Regions from separate parts of the Homo sapiens genome. Here regions 2, 3, 4, 5 and 6 are each linked to region 1. Evidence: chromatin contacts called from ENCODE Hi-C data. All regions are on one chromosome and are shown on one strand. The core of a region is the stretch at or near the end of the contact, and the rest is flanking DNA. Distances in the headings are between cores, read along the strand shown.

Region 1 (3,815 bases), core at 767-3,266:
GATGTGGAGCCATCAGGGAAAACCTGGAAGAATGAAATTGGCTAGTGATATTAAAATTTTGGTTGTTTAACATTTAACTGAGTCTCAACAACGTGTTAAAGTGCTATCTAAACAGATAATTAGCTAGTGGCTGCGCAGTGAGCTGTCTAAATTTAGCAGTGAAATTAGGTTTAGGGAATGCGAATATAGAAAAAGAAATTTTCTCAAGGGAAACGGTGGTGTCAGCACAGCTGAGGAATGTCACAATAGCTACATTTTGTCAATTATGATCATCATCAGGGGATCTCCCGGAGCGATGCAGGACAAGGTTTATTCATAAGTGCATCTTGAGAATAGGTGATAGAAAGCCTTGGCTGCAGGAGACAAGCTTACAGGGGACGACAGAGGCAGACAGGCACAGGGAGGGAGGGAAGAGGAAAGGGCTGGAGGGAAAAAGGCACTAGACCGAGCGCTGGGAGACTGGAAGGGAGGCAGAAGTTAAGAAAGAAAAAAGAGGTGGGCAGGGTGTAGAATGGCTTGTAGCCTTGGAGGTTAGTAAAGCCTTGTAATCCAGCGGGCGGAAGGTGGGAAGACCCTATTGACTGAAAGCCGAGGACAGCGTGGTCTTGGCCGCAAGCATGCATTAGTTTAGCTGCGACAGGCTAACTTCTGGGCGGCTGATCCTTGTTCAGCTTTCCTGTTACTGGAACACATTTATGGCTATCTCGTGGAGATGACAGGACCTACATAAAATTAATAGTGTCAGGCCTGAGGACTGGTGTCCTCTGCCTTCAATTCACCCCCTACGCTGGACAGTCCAAATTGTCCACCCTCCTACTCCCCCCGCGGAACCAATGTGGCAGTGGCTCCAAGGTCAAGCTGCCGGTACTGTGCGAGGCGGGAGGATGGAGAGGGCAGGGCGGAGAGCCACCTGGGATGAGCGAGGGTCATGGTGGACCACAGACGCTCTTCTTATACGGGCAAATGTTTAATACTTCCCGAGGTCGCCTCTCTGCCATCAAACGAAAACAGGCAAGAAAATAAAACTACACATACGAACATGCAAAGGAAACAAAACCAAAGAAAAACACCAACGCACTCGTTGGGGGAAATCCATGGCCTCCTGTTGCCAGTCGCCCGGCGCGGAAAGTGGACAGCCCAGCGGCCAGTGAGAAGCAAGAGCAAGAAAGCAAACCTTCTGAAGACCCCTCTCCTCGCCCAGCTCCGCCGACCATTCTACCAAGCTGCCCTCCCAGAAAAAAGAGCAGGAAAAATGCCTGTGCAAACGTGCCTTGGCGAGCGGGGAATAAGTGGGCTGGGAAGAAGGGAAGGATTCGGAGAGCACAGCTGTCCCGGGGAACAGGAAGGAGGAGAAAGTCTCTCCCTCCCTTCAGTGCCCCGCGCCCCAGCGAGGAGGAAGATTACTAGTCCAGCAGGCTGCGTCCAGCTTCCTACACAGGAACCTTTAGCATGGGCAACGGAAGGGCAGCCCCCTCCTGCCTTCCCCTCCCCACCCCACCCCCTCGTCCCAGGTCCCCGCCACAGGGAGAGCGCCGCCCGGGAGAGGAGAAGGCCGAGCGTGATTGTCCCGCAGCCCTCGCCTCAGTCGGCGCCGGGGCCCCCGTGGACCCGCGAGGGGTGGAGTGGGCGAGACCATTGGAAAGGCAGGGAAGGGGGGAAACCAGGCAGGAACGAGGGGCGGGGCCGACTAACCTATTCCAGATTTTCCTGTCCCTTTTAAATCTCTGCTGTGGGAGAAACCCCGTTATCAAAGTGGATGAAAAGAATATTTTTTTTTGAAAGGGGAGGAGCATGTGTAGGAGGGCGGGGTGGGAGGAGACAGGGCTTGCGCCCGGGGATCAGACGGGAGGTGGAGTTGCGCGGGGAGGGCGGGCGAGTCGGGCGCCCGCTCTGAGAGTCGGTTTCTTTTCCCCCTCTTGCGTGGGGCGGGGTGGTGCGTTCCGAGTTCCCAGGAGTTCGACGCGGGCGGGTGCCGAGGGGAGGGGAGTGGCGGCGGCGGCGGGCGGCTCCCGCTTCAGCCTCGGCAGTGGCGTCGGCGACGGCGGTGTCGAGGCAGCCGCCAGCGTTCGGCCAAGTGTCAGCCGGCAGCGACGGCGCTAGAGCTGGGAGCTGGGGACGCGCGCGCCGGACCTTCCACAGCCTCCGCCCAGAGCCTGAGGCGCCGGGGCCGGGGGAGCCGGGGGGCGGGCGGGCGAGCGGGCCGGGGGGAGGGTGGGGGATGGCGCGGACCCTGCGGCCGTCCCCGCTGTGTCCTGGAGGCGGCAAAGCACAACTTTCCTCCGCTTCTCTCCTCGGAGCCGGGCTCCTGCTGCAGCCCCCGACGCCACCTCCGCTGCTGCTGCTGCTCTTCCCGCTGCTGCTCTTCTCCAGGCTCTGTGGTAGGTGAACCTCGGCGGCCGGCGTGGGCTGAGGGAGCCGCCACTGAGGGTGCGGGCGCCGCGGCCGGCTCTGCCAGCCGTTCTCTGGAGCAGCGAGGCGGTTGGTTGTGCGAGCGAGTGCCGAGGACTTTGGCTGGAAACTTTTCGCCGCGCCCGGGGCGAGGCCCTGGAAGGGCCAGGCCAGCGAATGCTGAGCCGGCGGCCCGCTGCCCTCCCCCGCGGCCGCGCGGGTCGCCGTGCGGATGGCCGAGGGTTGGCGATGGTGCTTCGTGCGCCGAACTCCGGGTTTGCTCCGGGGACCGTTACTTCCTCGCTCATTCTCTGGGAACCCTCGTAGGTTAAGGTGCCGGGATGCACGTTTGCCGCTTTTTTTCCCGGTGAAACTTGAGCTGTGAGCCCAGAAACCCTAGGGACCGGAGCCCGATGGAATGAAGCCTCCGGGTCCACTTCTCATGGCCTTCCACCCTGGAGAAGGCACCATTTTAGCCCACCCAGCCGCAGAATCCCCTACAGCTAGTTTTCTTCTGTCTTGTGCCCACTCCCCCGGCTCTGCCCTGACAGCTTCTGGAGCTCTCTAGATTGACCCTCGTCCCTGCCCTCCAGCTTGTGGGACGTCTCTCACACTGCCCGTGCTTATTTTACCAAACCGCAGGAACAAGATTTACGTGTTAAATACCTGATTTCATGGACTGTGTGCCCCGGCTGTTCTAACCAAAACAGTCACGCGCCTGTTTCCCATCTCTTGACCCTCGTGTTATGTTACTGTTTTCCTGTCATATTTGGGAGTTAGTCTCTGAGTTTTCTTCCCAGGTATGCCAGACTAGAAGCCTGCTTATTAAGGACTGTGCTAAAAAAAAAAAAAAAAAAAAAGTCTGCCTCATGCAAGAGAAATGGACTTAAGTGGTAATTAATGGGAGGCAGCGATTTGGGAAAATAAGGACACCAGTCTTTGGTGGGAGGAGGAGTATCAGAACACTGCGAGTAGTTATTTATTTGAGGGCTCTTGGTAAGAAAAGTAGAGGGGCAGAACTTAAGCTTGGTCAAAGATTGGTTTTCAGTATTTCATAAAACCGTAAACTGAAGTTTTACTAGTATTTATTAAAAGGAGAGATGTGTGCACATTTCTTGAATAGTGTGATTTAGAAGGAGGAGAATCCTGTTACATGGTAGGTGAGTCAGGGTAGTTGGTTATGAGGGAAGCAAAGTTTGCATGATGGGATTGAGTGTCTCTTCTGGGCTGAGAATTTCCACTGACAGTTTACCACCACGTTTCCAGCACTGTAATGAAATCTGATTTACACAGAGTATAGTATGGTAAATGGAATGTTATTAATTGTACGCTGTTTCTGTATGCCGACTCCGCAGATACTTGGTTCCAAGACAAAGTTCTTAATGCTATACCTTTTTAAATTGATGCCAGAGTCTAGATTGAATTTG
Region 2 (3,815 bases), core at 870-3,369, 1.5 Mb after region 1:
GTACATACTCCAAACAAAACATGATTTTTCTTAATTTTTACTTGCTAGGAGAAGGCTATTACTTATTTCCTGAGGATTTTGTTCTTTCTCCTTGCCCTCCCTAAGCAGGAAACTGTAAGGATTCTCTCTGTAAACAACAGTTTGCACAGGAGTATCAAGGAGACGGTCATTCATTCTTTCCTTTTTACTAAAGACATATACCATACATACTGACATGCCAACAGTTCCTTTTCAGTTTGGTGAGCAAGTATGATGGACTCCTGAAAACATAATTCTACATCATACATTTTATATTTCATTTGGGCAGTCTCTTGCTCCTCTCTCCCGGAAACTAAAAAGTTGTACAATGGTGTATTATTAAAATACTGTATACCTAGGTAGATATGATATTCTGAAAAGTTAACATAATTATGTAAAAGCATTTGATTCAAATGTGAAAATTATTTTCCAATCTTAGTTTGACTGAATAATCTTAAAATGACTTTCACAGTAAACAAATGTAAGCAAAGCAACAGTTGAAATTCTCATTTATAATCGCTGGTTTATTTCTTACTTGGCCAATAAGTTATTCTTTTAAAAGGAGCTTTACAAAAACGTATTTTAAAAAGTATAGACCTAGTACTTCCCTTTGTCATGGAAAGGGAGCAAAGCAAAACTCTCCACTATTCTTAGCATATTAAGGTATTTCACCCCCACACTGAGATTGGTACATTCTAACTGAAAGCTTAAAAACAACTAGAAAAAAAAAACAAAAACTAAGCAAGAACTTCCCATTAATTTACTATTCTTGCTCACTTTTCAGAAAGCAAAAATGAAGTTACAACAAAACACTCCAAAAGAGTTATAAAAGAAAAGCTTGAAGGCAGTTGTAGAAATTTACCTTTAAAAAAAAAATCAGTCACTACTGTAACAGCTAATGTGTCACAATTTTTTACTTTAAAAATGCTGTACTGTTGCCAATATATTTTTAAAAATTATACAGCCAGGAAGGTCAAACCGTGCCTTGTTATCACTAATAACCAGCTACGGCTATCTGAAAAGCTTGGGAAAAAGGTTTTGCTCGTTAGATGGGTTCAAGGTTACTGAATGAGATAATGTTGCCAATTTCACCTCCTTCCTCTGAAATCTAAACGAGTTGGGATCGCAGTCACAACTTCCCCACTACAGCGGACTTTCATGAAACTTAAAGGAAAAGTGACCTCACCTCAGGTCTCTTTTGACCTCTGTGTGTCAAACACTAAATTCATTTTTTAAAGAGAAGCAAAATCCTTGCTTAAAAAGGCTAAAAGACTTCCAGTGTTTGGATTTAACGTTCTTCAATCTACTCAGCCTCCGAACACCCTTCCAACCCGACGTACCCGACCGCGCAGAGTTATGACGGGAGAAGGCAGGAACACGCAGAGCGTCGCTCCAAGTTTACCCCTGAGGAGTCAGAAAGCCCTAACGAACAGCCGGTTAAGACTACGGGTGGGGGCTGCACACTTCCCTGTGTCTCGAGCCCTACTGCCTTCCTACACCTTGCCCCGCCGGAGAAAGCGGGGACTCCTGCGGCGCCTGGTCCCTGAAAAGTCGAGCATGTGCCTGACAGCTCCCGGCAACCCTGGCCTGGCTTACCTTGAGGACCGGGGTCAGGTACTCAGCCACTTCCAGTGCCTTTCCCTTCACAGTATTAATCACATTCTGCATCCTGGGGCCGGAGTAGCGGCCGGCCCCGCGACGGGATGGAAAGTGCAGCCGTGTCAGGGGCCAGGGAGTCAGAAAATGTCCTCGCTGCCACCGACTCGCATCAGCACCCGGCTGGCAGCACCCGAGGGGACGGGACGCGACGCGACGGGACGGGCGGGACGAGGGGGCGGGGCGGCAGGCACAGCGCGCGAAGACGGGGTGCGCGATCCTCGCACCCCAGGCAGCCCGCGACGGACCGGACCCAGCTGTCACCCAGCCGCGAGGGAGGGCAGCGGGGCCGAAGGGAGACCTGAGGTGAGAAGCGGACGCACACGCACCCCTCGCCCTCTGCGAGCTGTCTGTCCTCGCTTTGCTTCACTCGCGCCCCTTCCGGCTTCCCTTCCTTCTCACTCTCTTGCCGTAGCTGCGCCGCCACCGGGGCCTCACGTGACACTAGACTCTCCCGGCACGTGACGTGAGAAAGGGGCCGGGCTGGGGCGGGATAAGCCGCTTCTCCCCTCCTTCCGGAAGCGTAACACTGAACGTGCCTGCGCAATGGGTGTCGGGTCCGCTTTTTCCCAATCCGGACGTAATCGTGGTTTTTGTTCTGCAATAGGCGGCTTAGAGGGAGGGGCTTTTTCGCCTATACCTACTGTAGCTTCTCCACGTATGGACCCTAAAGGCTACTGCTGCTACTACGGGGCTAGACAGTTACTGTCTCAGCTCTAGGATGTGCGTTCTTCCACTAGAAGCTCTTCTGAGGGAGGTAACCGCGCCCCGCGGGCAAGGAATTGCGCCTGCGTCTGAGGGGAGGGTGCGCCAGTGAAGAGCCCTACTGCGCATGTGTGACTAGAAGGGTAGTCCCTGACTGTGAAGGGAAATCTGGCCCCCTCCTGTCGGGGAGGCGTCCTGTAGGCGTGCGCCCAATGGGGCTGTCAGTATTGGCATTTCTCCCCACTCCCCGCAGGCTCTATGCGCTATTCCTACAGTACGCTGGGAGGCTTTGGGCAAGTTACTTACCCAACCTGGGGTTTAGTGTCCTCAGCCTATCAAAAGAGGGCCTTAGATTCATTGATTTCTACGATCTCCTCCATTTCAAACACTAACTAGTTCAGTAAAACTTTACAGCAGTGTTTCAGATATTTCCATTTTGGTCGTTATTGTAATGAAGTCTGTCCTAATAAGCTTTTTCCTCCGAGGGAAAAGAGGAGGAAAATACAATTCTGAAAGCCTTATCTTACAGCAAAATTATTTACTAATAAGAGTAAAAGCGAGGCCGGGCGCGGTGGCTCACGCCTGTAATCCCAGCACTTTGGGAGGCAGAGGCGGGCGGATCACAGTCAGGAGTTCGAGACCAGCCTGGCCAACATAGTGAAACCCCGTCTCTACTAAAAATACAAAAATTAGCCGGGCGTGGTGGCGGGCGCTTGTAGTCCCAGCTATTCTGGAGGCTGACGCAGGAGAATCGCTTGAGTCCGGTAGGTAGGGGTTGCAGTGAGCCAAGACCGCGCCGTTGCACTCCAGCCTGGGTGACAGAGCGAGACTCCGTCTCAAAATACATAAATAAATAAAATTTAAAAATAAAATTCAAAATTGCTTTGAAGAATTCTTTTCTGCTGTTGCAAAGTGTCATTTGCTCACCTGCTACCTTTGTCAGCAGGTCTAATCTGGTTCTACGTTTTCTGTCTCCAGAGTACTCCCTCTTATCAGATTTTCACTTTCCTTTTGTCATAGTTTCTTTATGCCTCAACTTTCTTGGTGCTGATATAGTCATAGCCAAAATTTTTTAAAAATTCCTTTTTTGTCCTCACGATCAATGGTATTTGCGTTTAGGGTCTGCCAACAAGGTCGTTCATGAAAGTGTTTTTCTCTTTAAGGTAATTAAAAAACAGTGGAATGGAAAAACAGTGCTGTAGTCATCCTGTAATATGCTCCTTGTCAACAATGTATACATTCCTGCTAGGTGCCATATTCATTGCTTTAAGCTCAAGTCGCATCTTACTAGTGAAGTATTCTGCCAATGAAGGTAAGTTAAGACTTGGTATATGCATGGAGCACTTCCATCTAATCACACATCTCTCTCTTGCCTTTGGTTCTGTTATATATAACATGGAAATAATAATGCCTTTTGCTTCATGTGAGTGATAAAG
Region 3 (3,815 bases), core at 545-3,044, 1.4 Mb before region 1:
CTGATAACAGCAGCTAAATCTCAGAACACAGACAAGTCTGAGCATATCTGTTACTGAAACTGAGTAAACAATTCAAAATTCATGTTCTTTTAAAATATATCACCTTAAAAACATAAAGGTCACTGCATATCCAGGATGAATAAGTTTAAGAAGAGTGTCAGGATGGTGGCATATTTAGATGTATCACTGTGATGTTTCACTGTGGTATTTTATGATGTGGCATATTAGCCAATGTGTTCATGGTCAAATGATTCAGAGCAGATTTTAAACCAAATTTTAATATTGACTTTTAGCATATGCATAATAAAGTGAGTAAAGCACACTATTCTTAAGTGTCAGCTCAAGGAACTTTTACACTCATATCCAAATAACTACCACTTAGATTGAGATGTAACATTTCCAACAGCCAGAAATTTCCTTCATGCCCCTCCTCAGTCAAAACCCAGTGACTTCAAGGAAACTAAGACTCTAGATTTTGTTATAATCAATTAGTTTTGCCTGTTTTTGAACTTCATATAAATGGAATTATAGAGTATGTACTCTTTTTAACCTGGCTTCATTTACTTAACATAAAGTCTGAAAGTTTGAGCCATATGATTGCAGGTAGTATCCATTTGTTCTTTTTTTCCTCTGATGTAGTATAGATGCTCCTTGACTTATGATGGGGTATGTCCTGATAAACCTGTTGTAAGTTGACAATATAGTTAGTCAAAATGCATTTAATATACGTAACCTACTGAACATCATAGCTTAGGCTCACTTCCTTAGACGTGTTCAGAGAACTTACATTAGCCTATACTTGGGCTCAAAAATCTAACACTACTTGATAATAAAGTGTTGACTATCTCATGTAATTTATTGGACACTGTACTGAAAGTGAAAAGCAGAATGGTTGTATGGGTACTTAAAGTATGGTTTCCATACCACCTTAAAGTTCAAAAATCATAAGTCAGCCAAACCATTGTTAAGTCAGGAACCATCTGTATTCCATTGTATGAATTTTCACAGTTTATGTATCCATTCTCCTACTGACGAGTATTTCAGTTGTTTCTAGTTGGGAGAGTGATATGATTTGGCTCTGTGTCCCCACCCAAATCTCATCTCAAATTGTAGTTCCCAAGTGTCACAGGAGGGACCTGTAATCCCCATGTGTTGAGGGAGGGAGGTGATTGGATCATGGGGGCAGTTTCGCCCATGCTGTTCTCATACTAGTGAATGAGTTCTCATAAGATCTGATGGTTTTATAAGTGTTTGGAAGTTCTTCCTTCATCCCCCTCTCTTGCCTGCCACCATGTAAGATGTGCCTGCTTCTCCCACTGAAAGGAGTTAGTTAGCTTGCCTTAGGTAGATAACAAGGAAAGGGTCCTGGAGAGCCCCCGGCCCATGGGTCAGTTCCTCATCCCCACATAACATAAAAAGCAGCCTGGGAAAAAATTCAAGCTGCAGGCACCGATAAGGGAACTAGCACAGGGTGTTGTGCCTGGAGACATGCCCACAGCTGCACAGATAGAAAAAACCTCCGGCCCATTTGGCTGAAAACTTGCACAAACCTCCAGCTCACTCAGACAAGGGAACAAGGCCTGGCATAGAAATGCCTTTGTCCTGTGTATAGTCAGTGGGCTCCCAGGAAAAGTTTCTTCTCCTTTTGTGGGCATGGGCATGGTGGACTCTGGGGGGTTCCAGTGGGCACTCTACTTTCCTTTATTAGGACTATAAGTCCAGCTCCTGTGACTCATCACTTCAGCCTCTGATTGGTCCCGGGCCAGGCTTTCACTTCAGCTTCTAACAGGTCCTGGGCCAAGCTGAGCAGCCTCTATGAATCATCATTTCAGCTCCTGGTTGGTACCAGGCCAAGCTGAGTCATACATTCACTAAGACAGCTCACTGATTAAGCTCATTCCTTCCCCTTCCCAGACCATAAAAACCCTGGACCCCAGACTCATAGTGGGTCTTCCTATTTGGGACCCCCTCTTCTGGAAGAGAGCTTTCTTCTTTCAGCTGTAAACTTTTGTTCCAACCTCACCTTTGTGTCTGTGCTCCTCTGGGCATTATCTAAGACAACGAAAGACTGTTACACTTCTGCCATAATTGTAAGTTTCCTGAGGCTCTCCAGATGTGCAGAACTGTGAGTCAATTAAACCTCTTTTCTTTATAGATTACCTAGTCTTAGGGAAGTCCTTTATAGCAGTGTGAGAATGGACTAATACAGAGATACAGTTAGTAAAGCTGCTATGAACATTCTTGTACAGATCATTTGGTGAAATCAGAGAAGATTTTAGCTTTCAGTAATGCTTACTTAGACATGATGTTTATAATTATTCCTCTTTCATAAATAAGCCCAGGGGAATTGTGAGCTATGTGGCATCCTTCAGTACAAGGTTCTTCCAGCCCTACAGCTGTACTTAGACTATCAAGAGTATCGTTTGTCCAATTCCAGAAAGAATAATTCACGTTGTATTCTGGGATCCAGTGGGCACAGTGACACCAATGGATGGTGGACTCCTGGCCATCATTTGATCAGTACCTCCAAGTGATGGAGAGAAACAGACACTGATGACATCACTTGAGCTTCATGCCATGACTGAAGCTATGCTTAAAGCCAAATATACTCCTGGACTTTGCAGTTTTCTAAACCAATAGATTTAAATGATTATTATCGATATAACCGTTATTATGTACACCATCATTCTGGGATAAAGGAACAGGTAGCAACTCCCAGATCCATGATTTATTGTAACTTTGAGCTCGCTTAGCCTATGCTATGCACAATTGTAATTTATGAGCATGGGATGATAATAATCTATTTGGATCTGAAATTTACTTTGTGTATTGTGCACTGCTATGCAGTTGTTAATTTTTTAGCATCACACTTTTATTTTTTATCTTCCTTTTCTTAAAAATTGACATTTCAAATAGAAACCTTAAGCAACATTGATAACTATTTTCAACATATCTTCTACCAGATATTTTCTTTATTAACGTAGTTAGTTTATGTATTTAGATAATCAATATTTTAAAAATCTCTCAAGGCTTGTTATAAACTACAAATAAAGTAGGGAAGGGACTCACTTACTAGTCAACTGCAAAAAGGTGCCAAGCCTTCTGTATAACTTATTGCTCTTACTGTTCTTACTTGTCTGCTTGGCTTTGCAAACAAGTGAGAGGTCTTCTATTAATTATGCTCTTAATGTTGTTACAATAATATTTTGAGAACTGTACAGATGTTCTCTGGGAAATGGTTAAAAAACCAGTGTCCTTATAGAGGTACAAGGTAATTCTAACCCAGTATGGTAAATGATAATGAGTCATTTTTCATAATTAAACCAGGAATAAAAAGATTAAGCCCAATGACTTCAGATGACAGCAATTTTAAATTATTTCATAGCAATTTGTAGTTTGTTTTCATTTAAAAATAAATCTAGTGATTTCTGGCTGGGCGCGGTGGCTCACGCCTTTGGGAGGCCAGCACTTTGGGAGGCCGAGGTGGGCAGATCACCTGAGGTTGGGAGTTCGAGACCAGCCTGACCAACATGGAGAAACCCCATCTCTACTAAAAATACAAAATTAGCTGGGCGTGATAGTGCATGCCTGTAATCCCAGCTACCTGGGAGGCTGAGGCAGGAGAATCACTTGAAACTGGGAGGCAGAGGTTGTGGTGAGTCGAGATCATGCCATCGCACTCCAGCCTGGGCAACAAGAGTGAGACTCTGTCTCAAAAATAAATAAATAAATAAATAAATAAATAAATAAATAAAAAAAATAAAATAAAAATAATAAATAAATTTAGTGATCTTTGTATTTTGCCAGTAAAGATT
Region 4 (3,815 bases), core at 833-3,332, 1.3 Mb before region 1:
CACAATGAAATAAATTGCTAGGCTAAAGCCAAGTATCAAGAATCCTGATATTCAACATAGTTAACCCATAGGGTGGATGTAGAATCTGCAGCAAAGGCCCAGATCAGGAGCTAAGACTCAGATAGGACTGGATAGATTAGAGAAATCAACCATCTGGGCCAGAGACTTCAATATTGTGAAATAAATAATTGGCCTTTACAGCTAATGTAGAGACCAGTGCCTACTTGGAATTCTGACAAAGAGAATAAAGTAATTAAAACCAGATTGACCTCTATAGTTTGTCCTGAGCAGAATCTAACAAAATCCAGCTTCTTTTGTTTACCTGCTCTATCTCCCATGTTGAGTAAGAATATTGTGGTCAAGATGGAAGTGGGTAGTAGGATCTAGCCTGAAGCGGAGAGTGGAGCAGGAAATGTGGGATGTAAGGATAAGCAGAATTTGCTGAATGCTTTTCAGGAGGATGAAAGAGTACATCAGACAATAATATATAGTCTTTGTTAGCTTTTCTTTTTATACAATGTTATAGACTTCAAAGAGATTCTATATTCCAAATCTTCACAAGATTTCTCACAAGAATATTTATGTGAAGCAAGGTACATACAATAAAATTGAGACTCAAGAGATTAAGTTACATGCTCAAAGTCAACTGAATAATAAATAGCACAGCCTGGATAGACTCCAACCCAGAGCATCCTGAGTGATTTTTCCCAGGAATCTTTTCATTTTTATGTCTATTTAATTCTGATGTCCCATTCATATGGAGACATATGATATGGACTTCCGTTTGCTACCATATAAATAAAGAGCAATATGAAGATGGGATAAGGGAATGTCCAGAATGCCAGAGTCAAACTAGCATCAATAGTGGCAATTATCCAAATGACTGGGGAGAACACCAGGATCTTAGAAATGGTATTTTAGATGTTACCAAGCAAGGCCATCTAAAGTAAGCCTTCAAAGAGTTCCAGAAGCAAAGAAAACAGATGAAAAGGCATGAAAACATGAACACTCTAATAACAGTTAAAGTAAATGGGATTGCTCTTGCCAAGACCTATGAACTATATCTGATTGTAGAGAAAAATAAAACAGCGGGTGAGGTGGTGCATCCATTCTGCAGATATATCTTTCAATAGGGAAGGCAGTTATAAACGAGGTGACTCTCTCTTGATTTCCATGATTTTAATTTTGTGACATAATGTGTATTCATTTATATTTTCTATTGAGTATGAGTCCATACACAATTAATGGTTAAATTTTTGAAAATATAAAGATTTTTACTGATAAAATTTATCATTCAAGGTTGGGATGCATATACTTTTCGCAGTAAAAGAGCAACAAATTTGTTAGAAAGTAGTTTTAATTGGTATCCTTTAAAAGAACCTTGTAGGATCGTGTTACTTCACATATAGGAGAATATTTCTCTAGCTTGTGGCTTCAGTGATACATTTTTTATGGACTGGTTGCCAGTGATTCTCGCCCATGAAATGTATAGAGAAGTCTGTTGACACTTCTTATCCTCTCTCTCTTTTACCTGATTTGAAGCAAAAATAGTCATTTTGGAATTAAGAGGAAAAGGACAAGTGAACTTTTGACTTAATCTTAACATTGTTGAGCTCCTGAGCTAATGAAAGCAACAAGTTCTTACTTTCAGATTTTGCATTCTGTGACTAAACAAAAAAGACTCCCTCTATTTTTTAAATTACTTTTTAAAAATACCTAATCAGATATTTTATTAATTGAAACCAAAGGCATTTCTAACTGTACCCTAACTTCCTGTCTTGTTTTCTCTTTCAGCTTTGTGTCAGTCTTTCTGTTGTGGAGATTTTTTTTTTTTCAGTCTTTTTGTCTGCCTAGCATTTGCATCCCCTTTCTACGTGAGATTAATCTTGGTGGGAGAAAGAGCAAACTTTAAACTTTAGAAACATTAACTATATAAACTATAAAAACTAAAAATACCAGATACGTTCTCAGCCTGATTTGAAGCAAGGGTTTGGGCAAATACTTCGGGCTCTCTATATTGGATGCACTCATACCAGTTTTTGAGTAGGAAGTTAGTGACACCAAAAAACACGGGAAGTGACTCATTCTCTGATAAAGGAAGTGGTTACAGCACAATTGTGTTCCTGATAGATCAGTGACAACATTATCTAGGACACTCAGTGTTCTAGTTTTGTGGGGGCAGAAGTAGTTTCCTCATCAGCCCAGTTTTGCAGCCTCAATTGGGGCATTGTTCAAGATTCATTGTTCTGAGCAAGATGGTTCCGCTCTCCTGGTGATTCAGAGAGCTACCTATTAGTTTTTAAAATAAACTCTTTTTTATCCTCCCATTTATTCAGTCATGATTGATTTCTTATTTTGCTTGCAAATAAGGACCTTGCTTGATGTATTGTCTATCTCTTAGGCCAAAAGAATAGAGGCCAGAGAAGAGGAGCCAGGCTGGTAGAAACATCTCGCCTTTTCTGCTTGGGTATGCTGTCACCTTTTACAAATGAATAAGCATGTTAATAAGCTGACAAGAGAAAGAGAGAGGAAGAAAACACGTAAAAAAATAAAAATAGGCCAGGCGCTGTGGCTCATGCCTGTAATCTCAGCACTTTGGGAGGCTGAGGTGGGCGGATCACAAGGTCAGGAATTCGAGACCAGCCTGGACAATATGGCGAAACCCCGTCTCAATTAAAAATACCAAAAAAAATTAGCTGGGTGTGGTGGCGGGCGCCTGTAGTCCCAGATACTCAGGAGGCTGAGGCAGGAGAATCGTTTGAACCCAGGAGGTGGAGGTTGCAGTGAGTCAAGATCACGCCACTGCACTCCAGCCTGTGCAACAGAGATAGACTGTCAAAAAAAAAAATTCACGGCATTTATGGCTTTAAGGATCTGTGTAAAAAACTACTGGTAACACTTCAGGGTATCTTTAATGATATCAATTGATATGTCTCTATCATTCATTCATATATCCTTCATTCAGTAGGTAGCCAGACTCTGTGCTTCTTGGTCTCAAGGATGTTTTGAGTTTGAAAAAACTGAAGTTTTACTTCCAACCTAGGTTTTCATTTTCTAAGTCTATACTTTTTGATAAAGTTGTGCTAGACGCCCTTGAAAGAGAGGAGAGAGAGAATGCCTCCTACATGAAATAAAAGAAAAGGGATTACTTTTACTCACAGTGAAGAGTTTCCTTACACCCAGTTTCCTTACTCCTAGATCTGGAGATCTGTGATATCTCCAGATAGGAGTGCAAGGACACAGAACCACTGTAGGGATTCCTCAAAGGCCACAGCAGGACCCTGCTAACTATCAGTGCTGTGTGGAGGAAGCAAGACTTCAGGAGGAATGTTGGTGGGTTTCAGGCTCGCCAAAGTTTGCTCCATCCTCAGTGTGGTGCACAGAAGCATCGGTCAGGAAGAAGGCTGGATTTGGAGGGACCCTGTGGAACAGACTCCAGTGTCTAGGTAGTAAACATTGGACAGATGGCCAATGACCCAGGAGCCACCCTATGTCATTGTGCTACTAAGACCTTCACATACTTCATTACCCTGGTAGTAGAGGGTCCTCAAGAATTGCTGAGATAGATATTTGACTATCTTGGCAAGAAGTGGACAAGAAGTAAGTATTAAGTACATTTATAGAAAATAAAGAAATGCATTATTATATTAGTTTGTTAGAGCTGTTGTAACAAAGTATGTGGACCCTATGGGTTAAACAACAGATATTTATTTTCTCAAAAATATGGTGGCTAGAAGTCCAAGTCAAGTTGTCAGTAGGATGATTTCTCCTGAGGCCTTTCTTGTCTTGTCTTCTCCCTGTGTGTTTACTGTGTG
Region 5 (3,815 bases), core at 683-3,182, 1.1 Mb before region 1:
ATCCCTTTCTGAATCAAATCTTACTTTTCGGATGGTTACTTTGATGATGTGGATTTTATTCATTTCTTTGGCAAATATTTCTTGGAAATCTACTGTGTTAGTCCTTATATAGACATATTTCACACCTGATTTCTTCAGCAACAATGGTGTTGAAGAAATGGAAACTCAGCTGTGATGTTGCTAGTCTTACCCTTCCTATGTGCCAGGAATGCTTCTCAAACTAAGGCGTATCTGACTCCAAATGCTCTTTTTTTTATGCCACGTTTTTTTCCTTTAGGGTAAAGTATAATTTTAGGTACATCTTATATAGAAAGTAAAAATATACTACAGTTTAAATTCTATCATAATTAACTCCTTAAGACCTCTAAGTTCACTTGCCATTTGATCATTACAAGCACACTGTTAGAAATCTATTTAACTGTCAGGATCTGAACATCAGAGAGGAGGCACTTAGGGCTTTATTTTTTGTTTTTCTCTTTGTTAATAAATTATCAGATGAAAAACAAAATAATATTTTGTTCCCAATAGAGGAAAGAGAAGTTCAATGCAAGTGACGCTCTTACTCCTTCCCCAAGCTTGTGGGTTGAATGTACTTACGCTGGTTGGTTTAGGGAGTTGTTGCAAGTTTCTCTCTTCAGTCACGTCTTTAAGGGGCCTGCAGGGAATAATTTTTCCCCCGTTTCCTCTCTTTGTTATAAATCTTATATAAAATGAGGAGTTTACTTGACACTGTACATGTTGTGGAAACAAAGATGGATGAATGGGGGCTGAGGCCAGTGGAGAAAAGAATTAAGCAAGAGTTGATGTTTACCAGTATTTGCATAGCAGATTAAAGATGCCTGAAAATTATTTGACCTTCCTCCCATAGAGAAATGAGATTGATTTTTCCTTCCCTTGAATTTGGGTGGACTTTGTATTTGCTTTGGTATAATACAGTGGAAGGGAAACATGCTTATTTCCAGGCCCAGGCTTTAATATATCGGCAATTGCTACTTTCAGTTTCTTGGGACTCTCACTCTAGGAGCCCTGATCTTCCATGTGAGAAGCAAAACATGGTGACCACATAAAGAGCGCCTGTGGCTATGTGGAGGGGAAAAGGGCCCACTGAGTCTGGTCGTCCAGCTCTCCTTGCAAGCTGCCCGGCTTACGCATTCCCTTCCTCTGCTCACCCCGCAACCCGCACTAGCCCAGCCGCCACCTGAATACCATTGAGTGACTGCAATTGATGTTACAGTCTTTTGCGAAGATAAGAATCTCTCAGATGAGTCTTTTCTGAATTCTTAACCTCTATTAAGCCACTGAAGTTTGGTGCAGTTTGTTAACAGTGATAGATAAGCAGAAATGTTTGTACCTAGTCATCAATTAACAATTACTTTAACTTATTCCACATCTACTGAGGAAATCACTGAAGCTAGTTGGATATATCATATCTTCCTTCATTTTGATGATGGTGTCACCAGAATATATATGTTAACTAGAAGGGAAGATATGGATTATTTGTGTGTGCATATATTTTTTAATCTTTCTAACTGATGGCAATCATAATATTTATTTAACACATTATATTTTTTCACACCACATTTACAACTATTATTTCTAAATCTTTCTACCATCAGTCTAGTAAGGTCATTTGTCAAGTCTGAATTATGCCATCTTGCAGATGCTGAAACTGAGGCATAGAGGTTAGGTTAACTCCCTAGGATCACATAGCTAAGGTTTTCACAGCACACTGGGTAAAAAAAATGTTATTCAGAAATTAAATTAATGTTAAGATGGTTATCTGTTTAATGCTTGTCACATCAACTAAACTTTAAGCTCCAGGAGGTCAGAGAACTTGTCTGTCTTCTTTAACACTTGAAGCGTAGAGCCTAGCCCAGTGCAGCCCGAGAAAACACTCACTTGGTATTAGTTGAATGAATAAATACATAAAGAATGCTGGGGCTCTGACTAAAACCTAGGTTTCCTCATTCAGAGGTTGAGTTTCTTTTAGTCACACTCCTGAGTTATGAGACAGGGTATGAGTCACTTGGGAATTTCAGTTAGAAGGCACAGGCACCAATCATGCCCTCCCCTTCCCCTGTTCCCTTTCCATCAAAGCATATCTTTGTGTGAGAAATAATGTTTTTGAAAAATCTTCCTAGTCATTCTGATATACCTCCTGTTGAGAACTAAAACACAATACTACCATTCTTTCTCTTAATCACATGTTATTCTATGTAAAAGAAGTGCTATGAGAAAATGCAATCATGTATGCTTACAAATTCTGAGAACATTAAAGTTAAAAGAAGGAAAAATAAGAGACAAAACAATGCCAGAAAAATGCACTAAAATGCAATTAACAATAATTTTTTTGTATGTGCTTAGTGAGTGTTTATCATATTGATTTTCAATTTTCAGTATTTTGATCATTTTTTTGGAGACAGTAGTTTTATAATTAAAAAGAAAATACCCCCAAAGCCCAGTACTCTGCCTTAATGATTAAATGAATGGAAGATGGAAAGCAAAGGGAGAATCTGAGTTAACCAGTCATCAATGACATGGGAAGACAATTCACTAGGAGGTATTCAGCACCTCTGAGCTAGTGGGGACTGTATCTCCAGTAAGGGTAGGTATGTAAGTTGCTTTCACTGATGCTTTTCTAAATGCTTCTGAACTCTGAAAGGCCCTTGAACTAAATGTCAGTTCCTATGAATTAATGTTGGTCTTCAGTACCTACCAGCAGGTCAGCACACTGGCAGAGAAAAAATAAAAAACAAAACAACAAAACAACAACAACAACAACAAAACAAACAAAATACTGCTTCTCAGGATTCCCAGCACAGTGAGAACAACTGGCCAATACATTTAGGAAAAAAATGCTACAAACCTTGTATTGTTCGCTACCCCAAATTCATAGATAGGCTCTTGGATGTGAGTGTCTGAAATGCTGTGTCCCATAGTTAACGGTTCATCAGTCAGGATTAGGGTAAAGGAATATTGATACTTTAAGGTAATTAGAATAACGTTTCTCTTTTGTTTCGGACAAACATAAGCTTTTTCTTTCTGTAGTCAGAACTGTCCTCTCAAATAAGAAGGAAAGAAAATATGAAGAGAGGTAGAGTAAGGAAGGAGGTAGAAAAGAGAGAGAAGGCCGGGCGCAGTGGCTCATGCCTGTGATCCCAGAACTTTTGAGAGGCAGAGGCAGGTGGATCACCTGAGGTCAGGAGTTTGAGACCAGCCTGGCCAACATGGTGAAACTCCGTCTCTACTAAAAATACAAAAATTAGCCGGGCATGGTGGTGTATGCCTGTAATCCAAGCTACCCAGGAGACTGAGGCAGGAGAATTGCTGGAAACCGGGAGGCAGAGGCTGCAGTGAGCCGAGATCACACCACTGCACTCCAGCCTGGGCGACAGAGCAAAACTCTGTCTCAAAAAAAAAAAAAAAAAAAAAAAGGAGAAAGGAGGGAGAGAGGGCAAGAGGAAGAGAGAGAGAAGGAGGGAGGGGAAGAGAGAGATAGAGAGAGGGAGAGAGAGACCTTAGCTCTGGAAAAATAGTTTTCTGGGAATACATATGTATATATTCACATACCTCAGTGAAAATATTAATGAATTAGAGTTATGTGAAAAATAAGGTGCTTTAAGAAGATTGACTAGCTCTAGTACTCATTGTCAATTGACTTTCAATTGATGGTACCTCATATACCAAATACCAAATTAGAAGATAACACCAGAAGTTGCCACATGGGTCGTCTCAGCTATAACTGAGGAAGAAGATAGAAAACTCACAGCATCCTAGGGGATGTCTGTAAACGTATAAATGGTGTCTTACACATT
Region 6 (3,815 bases), core at 746-3,245, 1.0 Mb after region 1:
TTTTATAAGAAAACAAGCAGACATTGAACAGCTTGCCCAAGAACACACAGATAGTGAGAGTCTAAATTTGATCCTAGTTCTGTCTGCCTTCAGAACTTATATTCCTTCCACTGTAACATGAGAACAAGGGTTAGGCATATGGAATTATAGAAATGCATTTAAATCTAATTACAGAGTATATAAACCTTGCTTAACAGTACTCAAAAGGCATTAGAAGATGTGGTTTAGGGTGTGCTTGAGACAGGAACAGTTGCTTTTTGATTCTCTGGGGGAGTGAGGGAGGCTTTAGGTATCTGTGCATGGAGAAATCAGGCATGGAGATAGCTACTATCCATCTGAAGTGAGAAAAAAATCTCACATTTAGGATGAACTTCTGCAATCAAATAAGGGAACTATGAGAAAAGTTTTCTGGACCCTGGGTAAGGATGGGGGTGGGGAGAATCAGAAGTTTGAGAGGTGTCAGTGCTTCCAGTCAGGTCTGCATGTTTTCGTGACTACAGATCCTATCAAGACCTCCCTGCAAATTCCCACACCCTTCAATGGCTCTAGTTCTTTATCAGTCTCCAGTCCCTTTTAGGCCTAGGAGTGTTAACAGCTTCTCGCTATTGCTAGTCCCTGGGTACGTCACCATGCCTTGTTGATTCCCTTAACCCTTGCTCCTTGGTTAAAAAACCTGTTCAAAAATCCCAGCTGAGAATGCAGCCTGATTCTTGCAAGATCCACCTGTTGGAGCAGAAGTCAGTGCAGGTCAGCAGATGAGTCACTGCAGACTCCCCTTAGCAGGCAGATGGATCCAAAGTTCAGGGGATCTGGTAGCAGGCATCAGACTGCTGGAGACAGGATATCTAGGCTGTGTCTCAACATCAGGTACTGAAGATGCCAGACTTTTGGACTCAAGTCAACATATTTGGAGTGGAGCTGATTTATATGCTTCTTGTTAATGGTCTGGTCTTAATGTGTGTGTGTGTGTGTGTGTGTGTGTGTGTGTTGCGTGGAGGGTGAGAAGTAAGGAGCAAGACTATTCGGAACAGAAGCTTGAGAGTTGAGGCCCTTGGCCCAACCCATGCTGTGCTTAACAAACATAATTCCATGCTAACTAAACCGGAAGTTCTGAACTACAGATAGGGTGTCAAGGAGATTGTGTGTGCGCGTGCATTGTGTGTGTGTGTGTGTGTGTGTGTGTGTAAGGCCCCTCCTCTCAAAGATAAATAATAATGGTCATTTATGAGTGCTTGCTGTGTCAATCACTGTTCTGAGTGCTTTGCTTACAACAACCCTTGTAATCCTGGTAACAACTACATTTAGGAGGGTACAAATATTACACCAACTTTCCAGATGAGGACGTTGGCACAGAGAGATGAAGACCGAGGTCTCACAGTGAGGAACCCTCTGGGTGGAGAATAACCCAGGTACACTGGTTTTAGAGTCCGCTGTCCCCAGCACCACACAATACTGTCTCTGTGCCTGACTCTGGACTTGCGAGGAAGTGTGTTGGTGTATATTATTCACCTTCATGCACTCAGAACCTAGCACCATGCTGGCACGAGGCATGGTTATTTGTTGATTGAATGAATGCACTTTTGCTAGGCCGCGAGGACTGTGGCAAACCCCAACAACCAACAGTTCGTAGGGTTAGATCGCAAACTTTTCTCCGTTGGACGGTGCTGCCGGGCCCACCCTTTCCTTACCACAGCCCGGCACCCAGGCAGCCCCTAAACGGAGATGGTCTGCATCTGCAGGCGCGGGGAAAGGCATAGCAGGCAGCGCCCTGAACAAATCAGAAAAACAGCCTTCGGCTCTGGAGCCCACTCCGGCACGGCCTCAGGTGCTCTACCCCGCGGGATCCAGGGAGTGGCCGCCACTCACAGTTGCCCCTCCTGTCCGCTCCGGTCCGCTCCCGCCGCCCGAGGTCCGCGACGCCCCGCCCAGTGGGTGGAGTGTGAGGCGGGGAGGTCGCTCGACTCGCCGGCGCTGTGGCCTCCCGCGGAGCCGCTCAGACTTTCCCTGCCGGCACATGGACCTGGCCCAACCCTCACAGCCAGTAGACGAGCTGGAGCTCTCGGTGCTCGAGCGGCAGCCAGAAGAGAACACGCCTCTCAATGGTGCCGACAAGGTCTTCCCTTCTTTGGACGAGGAGGTCCCCCCGGCCGAGGTAAGGTCCCCTTGGCGCTGGCCCTAACTTGCCGGCGGCGGGACAGTAGTAGGACCCGGGCCTGGCACCCGCGAGTTTCGGGTTTCCAGTCAGGCGGGGCGTCGACGGCGCCGAGCGAGGGTGGGGCGCGCTCGAGTGCTCTGAATGGAGCCGAGTCACCGCGACACCTTTCGGCCCGAGCAGTCCCCTCCCCAGCCCCTGGGGTCCTCCAACCCCTCTGACCCCCGAGGCGCTTTAGGAATCCTAGTGGTGAGGTGTGGCCGCTGCTGTCTTCAGAGAGGTATTCCGGAGATGGAAGTAGTTTTTTAAAGTTATGTAACTTTTAATTCAGTTTTTCTTTTTTCCAGTAGGGAGAATGAGAATGACAAATTGAGTATCCTCCTTCTCTCAGAATCTCTTCTGTCCTCCTCTTACCTTCACTGCCTTGCCACTTCTCTCCCTCCCCTCCACCCACCTCGCCGCAGCCCCCAGCCTTCTTCCATGCCTACCATCCGCCAAGCACTTTCTGCCTTCTCCCAGCCTGGCCATTGGATTCTGCCGGAAGAGAGATAGGGGAGAGCACAGAGGAGAGAAAGCGGTCAGAAGGGGAGAAGGGGTAGGGCTGGCGTAGAGATGGGGCGGGCGGGTTAGGGGGTCGGCGCGGGGGAGGTGAACTTGCCCTGCTCAATTGAAAGAAAATAATTTCAAAGTTCTTGTCTCGAAGGTTGAGACTTCGCCCACCTTGCTTTTACCTCCTCTCAATCCCTAAGGAAGTCCCTGGCTATTTTTAGGCCAAGCTCTTTTCTGATTCATCCCTAGCAATGATGGGAACATTATTCACTCTCATCAAAGACTTGTAAAACATCAGAGCTTTGACTTCCCAGCCATCCACCTTCTGATTAACTCCTAAGATTGGCTTGAGGTTTTCTGGGTGCACAGAACTCCCCATATAGAGCCCCGACCTGATCTTTCTAGGCCCCACTCCTCCACCCCCAACTTTTTGGCTGCCCAGCTGTTGATTTTAGGGATAAGCAGGAAATTCAAAAGTTGAAAGCATTGCTTTTGTTCTACATTGATTCCTGGAACTATTGCAAAGTCTGCTTTTATAGGTACTCTGGAGAGTAATTTGGAAACTTATTTCTGAATAAAATATGAATGCCACAGAAGAATGAAGGTTGAACAAAGATAGTCTGGTCACCAGTGCAAGTGGCCACAACTGTGAACTGGCTGTATGAGTCCTCCAGGGCGGTGTCCAGGAATGGGAGTTGGAAATACTTGCCTCAGATTAGATGGACCCGCACACCCTAAAGACTCCCTAGCTTGGGGCTGAATCCAGAAATCTGGTGACAGTTTTGCCACTAAGAAGTGTGTCCCAGAGGCAAGCCTGTCCCGTAGTGGTAATGTGTGCCTACTCGGCCTTCTGTGAGGCCTGGGAATGCCTTGTTGAAAACAGGTGGTGGGTAGAACAAGCCAAATCCATGCAGGGTTATCAGTATTCTGTAATTGTTTAGCACCTACCCTGTAGCAATGGTTCTTTAATGTTCTCATGACGTCCTTGTTAGTAAGGTATATACAGATACCCTGGACTTCTTTGTAAGTTAGCTTTGTAGGTCACCCAATAGGAGAGCTGTCCTCAGTAACAGGATGGAGTGAAGGTGAAGGGCTACAGGAGTACTTGGAGTGT

What was found. Hi-C counts contacts between places; a loop is a spot of excess contacts on that map. Pooled maps may share reads with other maps.
Region 2: a loop to region 1 is called in a map of CD4-positive, alpha-beta T cell, with 14 times the contacts of the local background. The contact joins the promoter of ATG3 here to the promoter of NECTIN3 in region 1. A Hi-C loop is called at or near these places in 4 of 168 maps with a recorded cell type or tissue (CD4-positive, alpha-beta T cell, CD4-positive, alpha-beta memory T cell, CD8-positive, alpha-beta T cell and 1 more) and 9 of 50 pooled maps.
Region 3: a loop to region 1 is called in a map of ascending aorta, with 7 times the contacts of the local background. The contact joins the enhancer-like site here to the promoter of NECTIN3 in region 1. A Hi-C loop is called at or near these places in 3 of 168 maps with a recorded cell type or tissue (aorta, ascending aorta and chondrocyte) and 7 of 50 pooled maps.
Region 4: a loop to region 1 is called in a map of HCT116, with 2.7 times the contacts of the local background. The contact joins the enhancer-like site here to the promoter of NECTIN3 in region 1. A Hi-C loop is called at or near these places in 6 of 168 maps with a recorded cell type or tissue (CD4-positive, alpha-beta memory T cell, Calu3, HCT116 and 3 more) and 10 of 50 pooled maps.
Region 5: a loop to region 1 is called in a map of HCT116, with 10 times the contacts of the local background. The contact joins the enhancer-like site here to the promoter of NECTIN3 in region 1. A Hi-C loop is called at or near these places in 6 of 168 maps with a recorded cell type or tissue (Calu3, HCT116, IMR-90 and 3 more) and 5 of 50 pooled maps.
Region 6: a map of naive thymus-derived CD4-positive, alpha-beta T cell shows a loop between it and region 1 (5-fold over the local background). The contact joins the promoter of C3orf52 here to the promoter of NECTIN3 in region 1. A Hi-C loop is called at or near these places in 3 of 168 maps with a recorded cell type or tissue (PC-9 and naive thymus-derived CD4-positive, alpha-beta T cell) and 8 of 50 pooled maps.

The regions. Positions count from the first base shown.
Region 1 is chr3:111,069,800-111,073,614 of GRCh38, forward strand. It overlaps NECTIN3 (nectin cell adhesion molecule 3), which reads left to right and starts at 2,017. Exons shown (of 6, transcript NM_015480.3): 1 at 2,017-2,378. The coding sequence starts at 2,219. LOC151760 (putative uncharacterized protein LOC151760) reads right to left here and starts at 1,967. Exons shown (of 4, transcript XR_007096272.1): 1 at 1,693-1,967. It overlaps NECTIN3-AS1 (NECTIN3 antisense RNA 1), which reads right to left and starts at 160. Exons shown (of 4, transcript NR_045114.1): 1 at 1-160. RefSeq lists a silencer at 1,745-1,844.
Region 2 is chr3:112,559,843-112,563,657 of GRCh38, forward strand. ATG3 (autophagy related 3) reads right to left here and starts at 2,120. Exons shown (of 12, transcript NM_022488.5): 1 at 1,615-2,120. The coding sequence starts at 1,686. It overlaps SLC35A5 (solute carrier family 35 member A5), which reads left to right and starts at 2,203. Exons shown (of 7, transcript NM_017945.5): 1 at 2,203-2,431; 2 at 3,543-3,691. The coding sequence starts at 3,562. RefSeq lists enhancers at 882-1,691, 1,692-2,501.
Region 3 is chr3:109,683,762-109,687,576 of GRCh38, forward strand. The region is part of intron 2 of LOC124906267 (a long non-coding RNA gene); the gene reads left to right. Among named protein-coding and RNA genes, the nearest start is that of MIR4445, 83 kb to the left of the region's middle. Within about 2 kb of position 1,795, at least 9 of the 41 ENCODE cell types and tissues checked have a DNase peak (open chromatin) inside an H3K27ac peak, as active enhancers do.
Region 4 is chr3:109,805,014-109,808,828 of GRCh38, forward strand. The region is part of intron 2 of LOC124906267 (a long non-coding RNA gene); the gene reads left to right. Among named protein-coding and RNA genes, the nearest start is that of MIR4445, 200 kb to the left of the region's middle. RefSeq lists an enhancer at 1,788-2,987. Within about 2 kb of position 2,083, at least 5 of the 41 ENCODE cell types and tissues checked have a DNase peak (open chromatin) inside an H3K27ac peak, as active enhancers do; they include HCT116, where a contact is called at or near this core.
Region 5 is chr3:109,925,384-109,929,198 of GRCh38, forward strand. No RefSeq gene overlaps it. Among named protein-coding and RNA genes, the nearest start is that of MIR4445, 320 kb to the left of the region's middle. RefSeq lists an enhancer at 1,152-2,351. Within about 2 kb of position 1,933, at least 4 of the 41 ENCODE cell types and tissues checked have a DNase peak (open chromatin) inside an H3K27ac peak, as active enhancers do; they include HCT116 and PC-9, where a contact is called at or near this core.
Region 6 is chr3:112,084,394-112,088,208 of GRCh38, forward strand. It overlaps C3orf52 (chromosome 3 open reading frame 52), which reads left to right and starts at 1,996. Exons shown (of 6, transcript NM_024616.3): 1 at 1,996-2,152. The coding sequence starts at 2,015. RefSeq lists an enhancer at 1,658-2,174 and silencers at 1,691-1,740, 1,791-1,840, 1,861-1,910.